Regions from separate parts of the Mus musculus genome. Here region 1 is linked to region 2. A link is a loop called in an ENCODE intact Hi-C map of the cell type or tissue named here. Cell type or tissue: heart. All regions are shown on one strand.

Region 1 (2,500 bases), 110 kb before region 2:
AGACAAGATCAATATTCTTTTATTTAACATTTAACCTTTTCAGTCCTGCAAGGATTTTTCAAAAATCTATTTTTGGGGTGCTAGAGAGATGGCTCAGCCGTTAAGAGCACTTGCTGCTCTTGCAGACGGCCTAGGTTCTGGTCCCACCACCAATATTGAATGGCTCACAACCATCTGTTCCAGGGACTCTAGCACCTTCTCTGGACTTTGAGGGCACCTGCATGATTATGGTGCACATATATAGATTAGGGCACGTATGCGCACACACATGCATGTACACACACACAAAATGGTTTTAAAACTATTTACAAGTATTCAAGTTCATTGTATCATAATTTATCATTTAGTTACCAGACAATAAAGCTTCTCAAAAAAATTTACCACAATAAATAACACTATAGTGGGCATTTTAAGTCTTTGGTAAGAGTGTTGATCATGAATTTGCCTTTTTTAAGTTTTCAACATGAAATCATAAACGCTTAGAGTTCTTTGATTGGCTTGAATTTGTGCTCCTAACTTCTTCTCCTGTTGGGGGTTGGCGGGACCTCGAGCTTAGTCTCATGGAGCTCAGGTAGTCTTCTAAGTACCTGGTGGAGGATGACCTTAAACTCCTGATCCCCCTGCCTCCACCTCTTCCATTTGAGGGTTATATGAGCCACTATGCCCAGCTTCAGCTAACTTCGTGAGGCTACATTTGAATAACCGCTTTCAATGTTTCTGTGCACCTTGAAATTCTAAATGTTAAGCTTCCTACCACAAACTACCTCTTTGTACCAAGAACGTGGCGTTTCTTCTAGGCCCTCTTTTAGCTCTTCCCAAAAACCATGCTCCTGTTTTTAGACCGCTTCAAAAGCGGCCCTCGTCTGTGCTTCCGTTGAGAACCTGGTCGTTTTGCTTTCGGCAATAGAAATCGATGACTGAAATGGAGGAAAGACAAATTTGGAGTGAAAAGAACACTCCAGAAGAAAAAAAAAAAAAAAAAAAAAAAGCAAGTAAACCGGCCCCTCCCCTCCACTCCCGCAACTTTTATTTTACTAAAACAGGGTGGCAATTAGCAGAGACAAACCTTAGGTGGAGCTAGAGGCTGCTAAAAAACTGGCAACTGCCTGGAGCGCTAGAGCATCCCTTAGATCCGGGTTTTCCTTGCTGCTGGAGGCAGCCTGAGCTACCCCGAGAAGAGAGTACAGGCACTTCTCCCCGCTCCTACAGAAGGATGCCACCTGCTCATCCCGGTTTGAAGGGCTGAGGAAATCTCTCAGCCCCAGCTCCTGATAGAGTCTGTCTGAGGGTTAAAAAGCAGTGCCCAAGAGAGGATCTCTCAGGAGGAGTAACAGGACCCAGTCTCCCTCCTAGCCAGGGAATCACATTTCAGTCGCCTCCGAGCTGGCCGCATCTGTCACACCTGCCTAATTGGCTTATGACATCTGCAGAGCGCAGGAGAGCCTTGCATTTCATATGGGAAGCAGCTGGGGCACTGTGAGTCTGAGGCCAGCTTGAGCTAGAGGGCAGGTTCCAGGCCAGCATGCGCAACAGAGTGAAACTGTCTCTAGAAAACACAAAAATCCTACAACACTCTTGAAGGCAGGAAACAGCAAAAGTCACCATCCTGTCAGAGATAAAACCCGCACGAGTCTTCCTCCTGACCCCTCCCCCAACCCCCATGATGCTTTCTTCTTCACCCGCCCCTTGCCTTATCTTTGAAACATTTTCTTATGAATGAAATTCTCCCAGTTACTGAAGTCGCGATAAAAGCCCCTCCTTAATTGCCCCGACCGGAATGGAAACAGCAGTGTGTTTGTAATGGCTTCCCTGCCATTACAGTGTTATCATGTTGGTTTACAGGACAGCAGTGTATACTTAAAAATCACAATTATTACAATATAAAAGTAGGTGAAATAGGTTTAAATTTGCTCTTTTATTAATACAGGGACTCAATGTGTAGCTCATCACGGCCTCAAACTTCCTTTGTAGCACAGGTTGACCTCAAACTAGGAATTCTCCTGCCTCAGCCTCTCAATGCTTAGTAAGCATCCTAGCTCAGTGCTGGGATTACAGCCACTGCATGTGGCTTAGGAAAATATTTTCCTGACTGTTTGGCTAAATAGAAAATCCAACCTACCTGAGACCCTCAGCCTCAGCCTCAGCACCCCCTTCAGCCCTGAACCCCCTCGGCTTGTTTAACTCTTCCAGGCCGGGAACATGGCTCCCTTTTCAGCACCCTTTAACCACACAATCATGAAGTGCTCATTCACTGACAAGCCCTCTGGGTTTCTCTTCTCCTCAGTTCACTTAAGATAAAAGAAGTTGCAGAGAGAGAGGAGACAGCAGTCTGTCCTCTGACTGTACGTTAAATGTCCCCAAGGGCTCACATGTTGAAAGGCTCAGTCACCAGCCTGTGTCATTACCAGGAAGTGGTGGTGCCTTTAGAAGGCAGGACCTTGTGGAAGGAAATGATGTCACAGGCATTCGTCCTGAAGGGACCCCCCCCCCCCGGGGGTCC
Region 2 (2,500 bases):
CTCTGTTATCTTCTCACCTTTTCCCCCCAGACAGGATAGAGATAAGGTAAGGCATAAAGAGGCACAATCACTTATTTGGTCAAATAATAAACTAGATTTTAAAACACAGACCATCAACACCAGAATCCACTCTTAATCATTATGCTTAAAAAGTATATGGCAGTCTCTGAAGGCTGCTCTAAAAGAATTCGAAAGCTATTAGGCTAAAGCCTTCCTCACTAAAGCACATGCAGTTTTCTCATGGAGAGGTCGAGCTGGTGTCTACCTACAGCCCTCAGCCCTACTGACTGATTTTATGGTACTGGAAGATGCTCTGGATGCTACAAGAGGAGAAAGGTAAACACCAACCCAGCTACAAACCAGTCCACCAGTGATGCCCTGCCTGCACGCTGTGCTGGTGCGGTAGCAGCACAAATGTTGTGGTAGTAACCTGTCACTATCTGACTAGATTTAAGGTGGACCTCATGAGATGGAACCCGTGTCTGACGCTGCTTGATTGCCCAAGAACCCGAGACTAGATGGGCCAGGGACCTAGGGAGAAAACAAACACTACTGCTCTGCTAAAGGGACAAGATCACTCTTGATGACATTCCGCTCTCTCCATAGATCAGTGTCTTGCTCAGTCATCATCAGAGAAGCTTCCTCCTGCAGCAGGTGGGAACAAACGCAAAGACCCACCCTGGACAATGTGCAGAGTGTAAGGCTGTGGAACACTCAGTTCTGAGTGAGATTTCTCATTAAGTCCCAAGGAAGCGAGGTCTTCTACATACAGCAGGGCTGATACACGCGAGGAGTCATGGAGACTGTGGTAGCACACACAGGGACTGAAGAGGGCTAAGCCGGATGGGATCCCAGTGCGGACAAGGGAAGCAGACACAAGCTCCCATCCCCAACCCAGAAGCTATTTCCAATTGACAACTGCTCACAAGTGAAAAAAAAAAAGTTTTCTCCAACAGAGTGTTATTGGATATTTTGGAGACTTTTTTTTATGCGTTGTCTAGGTGGGTTTTTGTTTTTGTTTTGTGTTGTTTTGCTTTGCCTTTTGTTTATTTTGTTTTAACATTACAGGTCTTCTTATATGAGTTCATATTTTGTGTTTTTGTGGGATTTCTCTGTGTGTCTATGCCTGTATACCCCCCCCCACACACACACCAATACACACACCTTTAGCACCTTCTTTTTCTTGGTTGGTTTGTTTCCTAGTCTGGTTTGTTCTAGTTGGCTTTTGTTTTTAATGAGATAGGAAAGCAAGGGTGTGGATTTGGGTGGGTGTGGAGGTGGGGGGGGTATCTTGGAGGAGCTGGGGCACGGAAACCCATGATTATATTATATGAAGAATATTTTAATTAAAAAGTAATACACTTAGAACTTTAAAAAAATTACTAGATTATGTCCAGGGACCATGACCTATTTTGGATACTAAAATAATGGGGGTGGGGGGAAGTCCTTGGTCACTAGGTGGCGACAGAGTACCAGAAAAATGGGGCAGGTTCACCAGGCGCTGGTGATCCATGGTCCAAGGAATCCAGTCAATCAAATGTCCCAATCAATAGACAAAATGTCTTAGGGAAGTTATGTGTGCATTCTAATGAACAGATCCGAGACTGGCCAGAATGGGTGCTCGGCTGGCAGTGTGTCCAAACCTCAGGTGTCTAATAAAATTACTAAGGCTGGTTACTCACACAGGAGGCAGGAAGCCACAGATCTTTCTGAACCCATGGAGTTGCCTGCAGCATGAATTTCTGTATGGCCTGCTTGTGTTTTTGCTGGGAACATGTCTGCTCCTCCTATTTTGATTTATCCCAGATGCTTTTCTTTAAGAGTAATACGTAGGGGCTGGAGAGATGTCTCAGCAGTTAAGAACACCAAGTGCTCTTCCAGAGGTCCTGAGTTAAATTCCCAGCAATCACATGGTGGCTCACAACCATCTGTAACACCCTCTTCTTGTGTGTCTGAAGCGACAGTGTACTCATATAAATAAATAAATAAATCTTTTTTAAAAAGAGTAATATATAAAATCACGTTGTGCAAAAAGAAAATGTTTGGATGCTATGTTTTCATGTTTGACAACATAACGGTGTTCTATAAGCTGCTTATTTTAACGAGAGGCTTTTCCTTAAGTGCATGTAAATGTATTTTCTATCTGTCCCACCAGAATATTAGGTCTGTGAAAAGACTTATCTTCAAAAAATATTTTTGATTTTAAATTATGTGTGTTTGAGCATGTGCACATCCAAAAGAGAGCGAGAGTCCCTGGAGCTGGAGTCGGGGAGTTGTGAGCCACCTGACACGGGCGCTGTGAGCGGAACCAGGATCCTACAGAGGAGCGGTCAGTGCTCATGAGGCCTAAGCCACCTCTCCAGTCCCAAGACCTGTTTTTCCAATACTGTGTTCTTAGAGCCTAGGACCTTTGGGGGGAGTGTAAGAAATACGTGTTGACTGAATGTAGACTGCACATGGCAGCTTGCATGTGTGAGGCCCTAAGTTCACGAAAGAAAAA

What was found. Hi-C counts contacts between places; a loop is a spot of excess contacts. Peaks named below come from ENCODE experiments on the same cell type or tissue, not always from the same donor. Only the 100,000 strongest peaks of a DNase experiment are listed, where the experiment ranks them.
Region 1: a loop joins it to region 2, with 4 times the contacts of the local background. A loop is called at or near these places in 24 of 42 quality-filtered maps.

What each region holds. Positions count from the first base shown.
Region 1 is chr3:145,949,108-145,951,607 of GRCm38, forward strand. No RefSeq gene overlaps it. Among named protein-coding and RNA genes, the nearest start is that of 2410004B18Rik, 12 kb to the left of the region's middle. In heart, a CTCF peak has its summit at 1,071; DNase peaks (open chromatin) are centred at 1,154 and 2,444; H3K4me3 peaks cover 784 bases; H3K27ac peaks cover 1,237 bases.
Region 2 is chr3:146,056,909-146,059,408 of GRCm38, forward strand. All of the region lies in intron 16 of Wdr63 (WD repeat domain 63), which reads right to left. Among named protein-coding and RNA genes, the nearest start is that of Gm35409, 21 kb to the left of the region's middle. In heart, a CTCF peak has its summit at 1,484 (motif pointing right); no DNase peak of the experiment used is centred here; H3K27me3 peaks cover 135 bases.